Regions from separate parts of the Homo sapiens genome. Here region 1 is linked to region 2. The links are chromatin contacts, found by Hi-C or POLR2A ChIA-PET in ENCODE. All regions are on one chromosome and are shown on one strand. The core of a region is the stretch at or near the end of the contact, and the rest is flanking DNA. Distances in the headings are between cores, read along the strand shown. Region 1 overlaps LYST (lysosomal trafficking regulator). Region 2 has its middle 14 kb from the start of TARBP1.

What was found. A loop is a pair of places that touch in the nucleus more often than their neighbours do. ChIA-PET counts read pairs that join two places held with the same protein, here RNA polymerase II (POLR2A). Pooled maps may share reads with other maps.
Region 1: a pooled map shows a loop between it and region 2 (2.2-fold over the local background). The contact joins two enhancer-like sites. A Hi-C loop is called at or near these places in 1 of 50 pooled maps. POLR2A ChIA-PET finds 5 or more read pairs at or near these places in 2 of 52 experiments (T-cell and activated T-cell).

What each region holds. Positions count from the first base shown.
Region 1 is chr1:235,838,420-235,844,937 of GRCh38, forward strand. All of the region lies in intron 1 of LYST (lysosomal trafficking regulator), which reads right to left. Among named protein-coding and RNA genes, the nearest start is that of MIR1537, 11 kb to the right of the region's middle. RefSeq lists an enhancer at 3,683-3,882. Within about 2 kb of position 3,957, at least 4 of the 41 ENCODE cell types and tissues checked have a DNase peak (open chromatin) inside an H3K27ac peak, as active enhancers do.
Region 2 is chr1:234,490,325-234,497,019 of GRCh38, forward strand. No RefSeq gene overlaps it. Among named protein-coding and RNA genes, the nearest start is that of TARBP1, 14 kb to the left of the region's middle. RefSeq lists an enhancer at 4,811-5,020. Within about 2 kb of position 5,072, at least 10 of the 41 ENCODE cell types and tissues checked have a DNase peak (open chromatin) inside an H3K27ac peak, as active enhancers do.

The DNA.
Region 1 (6,518 bases), core at 2,707-5,206, 1.3 Mb after region 2:
TGTAAATGTAGACTCTATAGGTAGAAACTGGGTTATCTGGAATGAATTCTTAGAAAGCCTACATAGCCTTTATTGCTCATCTTTTCTTTAAGTATAATATTTGAAAATCTTTAAAAATGATCTCTAGAGTCTTTTGTGGAAGTAACATCAAGTTTACAAAAATCTATGGAAGCTACATTTTTTTAAATTTTAGAACATTATTCCTCCACAGGCTTCTACAAGTTTTCACATTTCACTATAATTACTCAAAGATTATTAGTTGAGCAATGACATTAACAAATGTTCTCAGAATCTGACCGTGAGATGTGAATTCATTTTAGAGCATCCAGAGTTCTGATACAATCTCCTCCCCAATCTTGGGCTTCAATTTTCTCCTCTTATTTTTCTCACTTGTACCCTTCTTAGTCTGTGTGTAGATCATTCTCCATGTCAGAGAAGAGAAGAAAGCTAAGAAATTTCATTTGTTCTCTGTATCTGATTATTGGGTCCATTTGTTGGTAAGAATCTATTATTTATTTGTCATACTCATTCTCTCTCTCTCCCCCTACTGCCCTATCCCCCACCCCTGCGCCCTTTCTTTCTTTTTGTAGAGACAGGGTCTCACCATGTTGTCCAGGCTGGTCTCGAACTTCTGGGCTCAAGTGAACCTCCCGCCTTGACTTCCCAAAGTGTTGGGATTACAGGCGTGAGCCACTGCACCTGGCCTCATTTTCGTTCTCTACATATAAAATGTAAAAGGTCAGCCCAACTTTTTCAAAATCTTAGCTCATTATTCTACCAGGACTGTGTTCCTATTCTATAGGTTTTATATGTGTGGGTGTATGTGTGCATATATATATATACAGTTTTTTTTTTGAGACAGAATCTCGCTCTGTCGCCCAGGATGGAGTGCAGTGGCATGATCTCAGCTCACTGCAACCTCCACCTCCCAGGTTCAAGTTGGCCAGGCTGATCTCAAACTCCTGACCTCAGGTAATCCGCCCACCTCCACCCTTCCAAAGTGCTGGGATTACAGGCGTGATCCACTGCACACGACCATTTGGTTTCATATCCTTCTTTCTTTCTTGTGCACATTATTTAAAAATCAGTTCATGCTGGGCATGGTGGCTCATGCATGTAATCTCAGCACTTTGGGAGGCCAAGGTGGGTGGATCACCTGAGATTGGGAGTTCGAGACCAGCCTGGCCAACACGGAGAACCCCCCCCACCACGCCCCATCTCTACTAAAAATACAAAAATTAGCCATGTGCGGTGGCACCGCCTATAGTCCCAGTAACTCAGGAGGCTAAGGCAGGAGAATTGCTTGAACCTGGGAGAGAAGGTTGCAGTGAACTGAGATCGCGCCACTACACACCAGCCTGGGCGACAGAGCGAGACTCTGTCTCAAAAAATAAAATAAAATGAAATAAAATAAAATAAAATAAAATAATAAATAAATAAATAAAATAAATCATCAGTTCATGTGGCCATGTTCCCTCTCCCTTTCCTTCACATATTATTTCCAATTGTTCAGTAGAGATACTGCCTATTATCACCTTGTAACCACTTTCCCTTCAAGAGACTATCTCTGGCATCTTACCTACCTTTTCTTCGAATTTTAGGAACTCTGTACTCCAATTCTCTATATTCCGGCTTTGTTCCATATTCCTCTTCCTGCTTATTAGTCTGCCAGCTATCATTTACAAAACAACCACTTTGTATCAGACACTAAGAACATAAAGTAATTCCAGTCTCTGCCCTCAAGAAGATTACATTACGGTGGCAAAGGCAAATCAATATATAGGGTACTATGTACTGCTAAGGGGCACTTAACCCAATTTGAGTGGCCAGGGAAGCTTCATGAAGAATAAATTGAAGTTGTACAGGTAAAGGGAGAAAAGAAGGGAAGAAAAGCATTAGAGATGGAAACAGCAGCTCAAGTTGTCACTGAAGAAATTACAGTAAGTTTGGTATCACAACTACAAAATGAGAAACAGGAAAAGTGAGGATGGAGGGAGTGGCTGGCAAAGACCAGATGGTGAAAGGCTTTTGTACACTATGCTAAGAACCTTGGGCTTTAATCTATTGGCTAGTGAGTCTTATCAGAATCACCTATAGAGTTTGTCTAGGCCCCATGATCAGAGAACCTAATCTGCTAAACCCACAGCAAGACCTAAACATCGGTATTTTTAACAAGCTTCATAGGTGATTCTAATGAACAGTCAGGGCTGAGACTCACTGCTACAGGTGACAGGAAGCCCATGAATTATTTTGAACATGTGAGTGGCATGGTCAATCTTGAACACATAGGTCATTCTAGTGGCAATGTGGAAGACACATTTTATGGAGAAAACTCTAGCTGCATGAAAACCAATTTGGAGACTGGCGTCATACTCCAAGCAAATGGTAAGGATATTTTTTTCTAAAGCAACAGTAGAATAATATAATTTTATTAAATATCCAAGAATTAAAATGAGCACAATTTTGGTGATTAATTGGATGGAGAAGTGAGTGGTAAGGGAGGGATCAGGACAACTCTCTGAATACTGGCTTGGTTAACTGGATAAATGGTACTGTCACCTGCGAAGAACACACAAGAAGAACTGAGGCACGTGTGCAGAGTCTGCTGTCAGGGCAAAACCACTCCACACCAGGTGAGCTGAGTCCTCTGTCTATTAGGCCAGTGACTAACTTCTTTACAGTGACTACTGAGACTAAATCCACCATGCCTTTCATTCCAATTTCAGCAATGCTCAAAATGTATACCTTCTCAACAACTATCCTTAACTCCATCTCATGGTTTCCAATACCAGACCGAATAAGGAAATAGCAAGTATAGACTCTCCTGAGAAGGCAGGATTAGAAAAGAAAAACAGAAAATAGAGAGGAGCTGGAGAAGGAGGCATAGGTTAAGGAATTTTTTTTTTCAAGTATTTGTATTTTTTAAAGAATTGGAAGAACCGTATTTTTAGGCTATAAGAAATAAGAGGTGGTGCGGCGTGGCCAGCCATCTCCTATCAGCTCTGATTGTGTGTACTTCTTCCCAGCATCACTGGCACCATGTTGGTAGCTTAAAATCATCATGGTGAGAGTATTTCCATCATGGAAATGGGCAAATGCTACACATTAGGGTCTTTTTTGTTTCTTTCTCCAGGAGAGCCACTTTACTAGCATACCACTGCAGCCAGCACAAGGGAAGATACTGAAGACAGGGGCAAGAGAACGAATGAATGAAGGACAAAATTCATGGAGAAAATAAGTGTGGATTGGATCAAGGGTATAGGTGAAGAGGTTAGGCTGGGGCGGGGAAGCAGGAGGGGACACATCATCCTCTGAGGCTGAGGGAAAGGAGGTAAGGAGAATTGCAGATATAGAAAACAGGTGGAAGGCCAGAAACTGAGGGAGCTCAAGAATGACTGGCTCAATTTTTTCATTCAAGTAATAGGCAAAGTTGTCTGCTTAAAGAAGAGAGTCTAGAGATTGGGGGCTAAAGGCTAAGTAATTTAGAATAATTATTGGAAGAATAGTCAAATGGGGGAAAGTAGTGATGACAGACAAAATAATTTACTGGTTGGCTACTAGCTTAGCAGAGGTGGAAAACCATGAATTTCTGGTGGTATGGATTTTTTCAGCTATTTCAGATTCACCAGCAGGATTCAGCTGCTTGGGTCTAATAATAGACAGTGCAGACTGTTATCACTGATCTGGAAATGGGAGTTTTGGTGGGTGGAGGCAGCAGAAGCATAAGTGAAGGGGACCCAAGGGTATGGGTGGAAGAACAGTCCTTATGGCCAAAAATGAGACACAGACTGGGTAGGAAAAAGAAAGAGGCCAGGAAAATAAATGTTGATAGACAAGCAGAAAATCCAGGCAATCAAGGAAGTGTGGATCTCTACCAGACTGAAGAGTACACAATGTGGGAATGAAGATGTTAGAATTTTTAGATTTCTGAAACAAGCGGTCCCAGATGACAACATCCACAGTGTGGCCCTGCAAGCAGATGTCTAAAGTGAAGTGAAAGTTAAGGTCCTTGCAGTTAAGTAACCATGAAGCTAGTATTTTTGGACAACAGATCATTGTAAGTTCTTAAAATGAAAGCCCTATAATGACAGAGATTTTGTCTGTTGTATTCACTGCTAAATCTCTAGCATCTAGAACAGAACACAGCTAACAGCAGGCATTCGATTCTACTCATTTGCCGAATGAATGGCGTGGCCTCTCTCTCAGGATTTTCATTAGGTTAACTTGTCTAATTAAGCCCCTCGTAGTCAAGTTAGGTCAAAGATAGACTCAAGAGTACTGGTTCCCTGGATTATTTCCTTTACCTTCTGGAAATGAAATGGTCACTAAAGTCAGTCAACAGTGGCTCTGCTTTCATTGAATGAGACTTCCTGCAGACATCTGGATAGTTAACTTTGATATCTTAGCTCTGTTCCAGTTCTGTGATTAATTTCCACAACTTATTATCCACCTAAAAGATTACAGAATTAAGCTATCACCCTCAGTCTTGTGGATTTTCATGCATTTATCTTCTTGACACAGAGAACTACTACACCCGCCCCTCACAGCAAGTCATGACCACATATATTCTTCACTTTTAGGGCAGCTCCTCATATAATGGCATTTTTAGATGCCTTGTCATGTCTGTGTTCTAGACAATGCTACCAAGGACATTACATGTACCACTGAAAATAAAATCTCAAGCTCAACAACAGGGCAAGAAATGGTCCCTAGGTGGCTGAGTTTCCTTTTCAATAAATATCAAATAGCCAGTGGCCACAGTGATAAGAAGGGAAAGGGGTCCATTGTGCTACAGTTCCCTTTTTCATAAATTCATTAATTCCAATATTTATTTATTAAGTAAATATTTTAATAGATATTTATTAATATGCTCCAGCTCATTCTATTTTCACTATTTATGAATCTGTTCTGAATAGTGGGATATACATACAGTAGGCATCATGACAGTAGTGAAATAGGACCCAGAAGCCGCAGATCAGGAATCTAGCAATTACTAGCTAGTCACACAGAGCTGTGTGAAGTTTGGCTGCCTCTTCCATAAACTACCCCACAGAGTTGCTATGTGGAGCCTAAGAAATTATATAACCTCAGTAAACATTGTTGACAAATTTTATAGCTCTATGTAAATGCTCAGTACTAGCTGCACACCTTATGACAGACAGTGCCATCTGAAGGAAGAAAAAGATCACTGCAAGCTTTCCTCAGATCAGTGTGAGGAAAATGATGTTCTGTTTCATAACGCTATTTCCAGGGAAGCACTGAAAAAAAAAATAGGAAGTCCCTGTATTTTCTGCTTTTTCCTTGTCTTGTGGCTTCCACAAGAAAAAAAAGAAGTAAAAGGAAAAAACAACAAAAAAGGTTATAATAATGATATTTATTCTTATAGGTTGATTAGAAAGCATACTTTTTCCTCATCAAACAGTAACACCCAAAAGACTTGTTAGTCTTTCACCAAATGCCAAAAAATCCTGGAAAATTCCCTTTTAAAGTAACACTACGTGCTTGCCTAATTTTCTCAATTCAATAGTATTAGAGAAGTTGCCATTGGAAAGACTTTTTTTCAAAAATGTTATGTGCCAAAGAGGAGACTGTGATAAATCAGGGTTATTTTAAGAATTAGGCAAAATAATGTACAGAATAATAAGTGCCCAATAAATTCTGTTAAATCAAAATCTGCCATGATTTGAAGCAGCCTTCTTGAAAATAAAGGTTAGTTTATATGGATTTAACTATTCTAAATCCCAGCTCTCCAGAGTTTAATATATATTGATAGATTGATTAGCAACTTTCTCAAAGATCTCATATAGTCTTTACAACACATCAGTAAAAATAAAAAATCTTTATGAGAAAAAAAGATAACACCATTTATATCATTTCATAAATGACATGAATAAAGGAATAAACATGAATAACTTAGAATCTTATGTTGTCATAATGGCAGAAATTTTAGATATCATATTCTCTAACCCCACATTCTACAGTTGAGAAAAACTGAGGCCTACAGGTCCAAGGTCACAGAAATGATTAGTCACTGGACTCTACTATCCCAGTTGTCTTGGAGTTACATATGTTTTGGGGGGTAATTAACTAAAACTGAAATAAGCAAGTTTAGAAGATACATAGCCTTTCTTCTTCTGTCGATTAGAAATTAGACAACAGGCAAAGGCGTTTCCCTAACACTAAATACTACCTCTAAATGGTATCCAGAACCTTTACTCAAGTCCACTGGATTGTAATACATACACCTGGAAACAAGATTTTTAAACCTCTCTCTACAAACTTTTTAGACTACAACACAGAACTATATGTCTGAAATGCAGGACACTGGTGGGGGGAAGGGGACCAAAGAGGGGGAGGGGGAAACTGCACTTGTTCAGATTAATATAATTCTCTTTAAAGAATAAGCCAGTTAAAACATATCAGTTGAACTGTACAATATTTAAGCAAGAAAATATCTGTTAATCTAAGCTTTACTGTGTAACTTTTTAGTCAATACTAGATGTGTTAAGCAATAACCA
Region 2 (6,695 bases), core at 3,822-6,321:
GAGTGCAATGACACAATCTTGGCTCACCGCAACCTCTGCCTCCCGGATTCAAGCGATTCTCCTACCTCAGCCTCCTAAGTAGCTGGGATTATAGGCATGCGCCACCACACCCAGCTAATTTTTTTTTTTTTTTTTTGTATTTTTAGTAGAGATGGGGTTTCTCCATGTTGGTCAGCCTGGTCTCGAACTCCCAACCTCAGGTGACCCACCTGCCTCAGCCTCCCAAAGTGCTGGGATTACAGGCATAAGCCACCTCGCCTGGCTAGATTGGTGTGTTTTTAAGCTGGTTTTGAGATGGAGTCTCGCTCTGTTGACCAGGCTGGAGTGCAGTGACGCGATCTCGGCTCACCGCAACCTCTGGCTCCCGGGTTCAAGCGGGTAATCTCATATCTTACTAATGATGAGTGGTTTTATTTTTTAAGTTCAGTGTTGCTCCCATCAGCTAATAAATACTTCAATGTTTCTGAGTCTGTAGGAAATAGGTGCTATTTAACTATTTAACTTTTCTCGATCTAGCAGTCAATTAGTCAAGATGGATTTCCGCCTCTGTCTGCTATATACTCCCTGTGCATTTCACAAAAGCCCTGTGACAGGGCAGGTTTATCTTCCTCCCCCTTTCCCTGTGCCAGCACCTACCCAGGCTAAGGAAAATGAAGGGAGCTTGTCATGTGAGCCAGGCATGGGAAGGAGACAGCCAGGTGCGTAGCATAAGGCCGTAAAGGAGATATACCAGCAGGAGGTAGGTTTTTTCAGTGTGAAAGGATGAATTGTTTTTTAGATACTTTACCCAGAGACCAAACCTTGGAAGAAACCTCTTCCTGTTTGCCTCCTCCATCCTCAAAATTGAAGACCTCCTCCCCACTCCTTTACACACACACACACACACACACACACACACACAGAGAGAGAGAGAGAGAGAGAGAGATACACACAGAGCACCCCACCCCTTATCTGGCAGCAGATAAGAACACAAAAAGCCTGAGCATCTTATCAGCAGGAGACCTGAAACTAGACCAAGAAGACTTTGGGGGTAGGTGGAGTGAGGGAGGGGGGCTGTGTAAGCAAAAGTGTTAAAGCACAAAGAAACAGTGAGAGAATGATAATAGTAAGTTATTGCAAAATGTACTGCCCCATCATCCCCACCCAATTCCTTTTGCTAGGAGGAGCAAAATGCTGGGTTTGGCTGTAAAGGAAGTAAAAGAAATAGTCCTTGATCTTATTTGCATTCAGTTTGAAAATCTAGGTATCAGTACACTAGCACCAAATCTAGTATTCTTTGGGCAATTTCTTTTCGTAGCTAGAGATGACACTACGAAAAATATTAATGTCTATATGAATGAGCAGGGCTGTGCAGTTTAGCACTCGACCACAGTTCTCTATAAATACTGATGCCCACCAGTTGGGAACTATAGTGGTGGGTTTGTTTGTTTGTTTGTTTGTTTTGTGATGGAGTTTTGCTCTTATTGCCCAAGCTGGAGTGCAATGGTACAATCTCGGCTCACCGCAACCTCTGCCTCCCGGGTTCAAGCGATTCTCCTGCCTCAGTCTCCTGAGTAGCTGGGATTACAGGCATGCACCACCATGCCCGGCTAATTTTGTATTTTTAATAGAGACAGGGTTTCTCCATGTTGGTCAGGCTGGTCTCGAACTCCTGACCTCAGGTGATCTACCCGCCTTGGCTTCCCAAAGTGCTGAGATTACAGGCATGAGCCACCACGCCCGGCCAGTGGTGGTTTTTGAAGAGCTTGTTGCTGCTAATAACTTTGCCCCCTTTTTTTGTGCCAGGGGCCATCCAATGGCTACACTCAAATGAATTTACGTTGCCTAGGTTCTTAGCAGTTTTCATGCCCCTGAAGATGTAAAAAAGTGTCAAGATCGGTAAGAACAACGTGAGATCCAGCAGATATTGGCATGCCTGTGATGCTCCAGGCACTGTACTGGGGCAGTTACTATCCCTGGCCTCTCCAGGGAGCTTACAGTCTAGTTTATTTTTGTCTGTTTGGCTGCTAGAAGACAATGTCATAGACTGGGTCACTTATAAACAACAGAAATTTATTTTCCACCGTTCTGGAGGATGGGAAATCCTAGATCAGCGCAGTGACACATTTGGTGTCTGGTGAGGCCCCTCTCTTAGGTTGTAGAGGGCTGACTTTTCAGTGTATTCTCACACAACAGAAGGGGCAAGGCAGCTTTCTGGGTTTTTTTTTTATAAGGGCACTAATCCCATTTATGAGGGCTCTGCCCTCATGACCTGATTACCTCCCAAAGGCCCCACTTTCTAATACCATCACCTTGAGGGTTAAGATTTTGACATGTGAATGTGAGGGGACACAACATTCAGTCTGTAGAATAGTCCAAATAGTTTTATGGAAAATTAATAATTTTATTTTTATTTATTTATTTGAGACACAGGGAGACTCTGTCACCCAGGCTGGAGGGCAGTGGAGCAATCTTGGCTCACTGCAACCTCCACCTCTGGAGTTCAAGCAATTCTCCTGCCTCAGCCTCCCAAATAACTGGGATTACATGCACCTGTCACTATAGCTGGTTAATTTTTGCATTTTTAGTAGAGACAGGGTTTCGCCATATTGGCCAGGCTGGTCTCGAACTCCTGACTTCAGGTGATCTGCCCACCTCAGCCTCCCAAAGTCCTGGGATTACAGGCATGAGCCACTGTGCCTGGCCAAATTAATGATTTTATAACAACCACTATGCAAAAGAAGCAAAGAACATGCTGAGAGCCTATGATGAGATGCTTCACCCCAGTCTGTGCAGTAGGACTGGCTTTTCTGATCAATGGTGTTGTCAGAGGTGTTTGAAACAGAGCAACTTTATGTCGAGTAGGGGCTCGGTAAAATGAGGCTGAGACCTACTGGGCTGCGTTCCCAGATGGTTAAGGCATTCTAAGTCACAGGGTGAGACAGGACGTCAGCACAAGATACAGGTGATAAAGACCTTGCTGATAAAACAGGTTACAGTAAATAAGCTGGCCAAAACCAAGAGGGCGACGAGAGTGACCTCTGGTCGTCCTCACTAATACACTCCCACCAGTGCCATGACAGTTTACAAATGCCATGGCAATGTCAGGAAGTTACCCTATATCGTCTAAAAAGGGGATCCATGAATAATCCACCCCTTGTTTAGCATATCATCAAGAAATAACCATAAAAATGGGCAGCCAGGAACCCTCAGGTCTGCTCTGTCTACGGAGTAGCAATTCTTTATTCCTTCACTTTTCTAATAAACGTGCTTTCACTTTATGGACGTGCCTTGAATTCTTTCTTGTGCGAAACCCAAGAACCCTCTCTTGGATCGGGACCCGTTTCCTGTAATAGTGTGTCAGCTGATATCTACAGAAAGAGGGAGTCAACTAGACTAGAATTGAGTAAAAAGCCTCCTCCACCCCCAGGGGAAACTATGTGGAAACCCCAAGGCAGTTGGGAGCAGGGAAGAAGGAGAGTGGGGAAGGCCAAACGAATGGAGTTGACAGAGGAGGCAGGACAGGTGGGCACCCCAGGCCAGGTAGGACAATCAGCCATGAATATCAGACTCATTCTAGGTGGGAAGCGACTGTAGGGTTGTTTGAGGAGAAGAGGGAATGGTGACTGCTTTGATTTGCATGTTCAAAAGTATAACCATTAGGTTGAAAGAGCAGGATCCCAAATGTGTAGGAGAAATCACTCACCAACTCCTTGATTCAACATTCCAGGGTTATTCCTTCTTTTCTTCTTAGAAAAAATTAGTAGAATACACGTAACTTAAAATTTACCATCTTAACCATGTTTAAGGGAACAGGTCAGTGGCATTAAGTACATTCATATTGTTGTGCGACCATCTTGCAAAATTGAAACTCTCTGCCTATTAAAAACTAACTTCTGATTCCCCACTTCCCCAACCCCTGGTGACCACTTTCTCTCTCCTCTATGAATATGACTCCCCTAGGTACCTCATATTAGTAGAATCACACAGTATTTGCCCTTTCGTGACTGGCTTATTTCACTTAATATAATGTCCTCAAGGTTCATCCATTTTGTAGCATGCATCCGAACTTCCTTTCTTCCTAAGGCTGAATGATATTTCATTGTATGTGTGCCATGTTTTGTGTATCCATTCATCCATCAGTGAACTCTCGAATTGCTTCCACCTTTTGACTATTATGAATAATGCTGCTATGGACATGGGTGTACAGACAGACAAGGCCCTGCCTGCAATTATTTTGTAAATATACCCTCAAAGGCTTTTTCTTGAATCCTGATTCTGGGAATTACACTATACTAAACACTATGGGGGTTTAGAAACCTAACTATGACAGTCTCTGACACCCCAAAGAGACAGGAAAATGCCCCCACCCCTCTCTCTGCAGCTTTCAGTGGAGTAAATAAATAAGTGGTGACTGATGTGATTAAAAAGACAGAACTAGTTAACAGGACTGGGTAAGATGCTTAGGTCAAGTCAATAAAAGATGAAGAACCACTGGAGGGTTTTTGTTTGCTTGCTTGCTTGGTAAATTGGTTGGTTAGTTGGTTGTCTGATTTGTTAAAAAATTAAATTAAGTTAAACATAGAAGCACCTGAACTGAATTAGGCTACAGAAAAATCCCACCAGAGTCCATATGTAGGATGAATTGGAGAAGGAGGGGAAACTGGAGACAGAGGGCCTAGAGAGGAGGCTGTGGTAATAGCCCAGACAAGAAAAAATCAGGGTCTTAAATGACACCGTATCAGTGGCCATGGAAAGAAAGGACTCTTTCTTTGAGGTTAGTGCCCATTTGCGATTGGTTGACCCTGATTTCAGCAAGATCTGGTCTCTGAGCCCACAATGTGCCTCTACCTTCTGGACTGTCAGCCTCTGTCAGAGGTAGAACATTTCTTCCCCTAGGGGATCCTTCCATGAAGAAACATCTCCATCTGCTTCATCTCCTGCTTCCTTGTGACCAAATGAAATCCACCCAGGAGAGCTCTGCATCACACACCAACGGTCTCAGGGCTGTTTCCAGCAGCAGCTTTGAAGGACAGCTTCTCCGAGCAGGAACTCCCACTGGGCAACTCAAGAAGCCTCTAGGCGACTCAGTCCCTTTAGCTATTTTTAGTGTGCCTTTTACATTCAGAAACTGGAAACCTTCTGTACAAACTCATTTTTTTTCTGCTTCCCTCAGGCAGAAAGTTTCAATCTTAAACCTTCATGCTAAATGACACAATGTTTGAGAATTTAGCTTACTTTCTTTCCTCATTGTTACCGCACTATTCATACCTCTAAGTATGCAAAGAGCTCTGAATCTTACAGTTCCGGCTCAAGCAGCAGTCAAATTGCAATGAATGAGGTCTCTAACTGTATTAAGACCATGATGTCAAGCTGGGGGTGGGGTGGGGAGGGTGTGCAAAACTATACAGTCATTGAGGGACACAAACTTCAACCTCCACCTCCACCCCAAACACACTACAAAAAGTAATGCCTTAAGCTTGAACATGAGCACCGTGTAAGAGGTCCTCACGTCCAGAGTTTGTCCTAAAAGATCTTTCTTTCCTTTCCTTTCCTTTCCTTTCTTTTCCTTTCCTTTCCTTTCTTTTCCTTTCCTTTTCTCTTTCTTTCTTTCTCTTTCTTTCTTTTTTCTTTTTCTTTCTTTCTTTCTTTCCTCTCTCTTTTCTTTTCTTGTTTTTTTTTTGTTTTTGTTTTTTTTTTTTTTTTTTGAGATGGAGTCACACTCTGTCACCCAGGCTGGAGTGCAGTGGCATGATCTCAGCTCACTGCAACCTCCTGCTCCCGGGTTCCAGCGATTCCTCTGCCTCAGCCTCCTGAGTAGCTGGGACTACAGGCACCCGCTACCACACCTGGCTAATTTTTGTATTTTTTAAGTAGAGGCAGGGTTTCACCATATTGGCCAGGTTGGTCTTGAACTCCTGGCCTCAGGCGATCCGCCAGCCTAGGCCTCCCAAAGTGCTGGGATTACAGGTGTGAACCACCACACCTGGCCATAAAATTTTATTTTTTAAAGAGCATTCTTTAGGAATAGGATATAACTAGCTTAAAAAAAAATCTACTTTAACATCTTATTTGCTTGGTACTATTAAGAATTCTAGAAGAAATTGAGCCATGTGACAGTAGAAACATTAATGTTTCATGTTCCATTTACTTTTTTTTTTTTTTTTTTTTTTGAGACATGCTGGAGTGCAGTCGCATGATCACAGCTCACTGCAGCCTCGATCTCCTGGGCTCAAGCCATCCACCCACCTCAGCCTCCCTAGTAGCTGGGACTACAAGCATATGCCACCATACCCAGCTGATTTTTTTCTTTTTTTTCATAGACCTGAGGTTTCTCCATGTTGCCTAGGCTGGTCTCAAACTCCTGGACTCAAGCAATTGGCCAGCCTCAGCCTCCCAATCATTTACTTTTTCTTACTTGCAGTACCCACTGCAGAAAGTCAGACTACTAACAAACGTCTATAATTGGCTAATCTCTGAAGTACTGGAAAAACATCCAGAAGAATAGGACATGAAGCTGACAACACGCTTCATGAGGAATATGACATAAACTTATCCCCCCTTGCCCAGTTTTTTACTTTGAAAATTGTCAAACATATGGAAAAGTTCAATGAATAGTACACCATTCAAGGGCACCATACTTCACCTAGATTCACTAGTTGTTTATAGTTTACCAATTTTCCTTCTCTTCCTCCATCTTTCCTCCTATATATGTG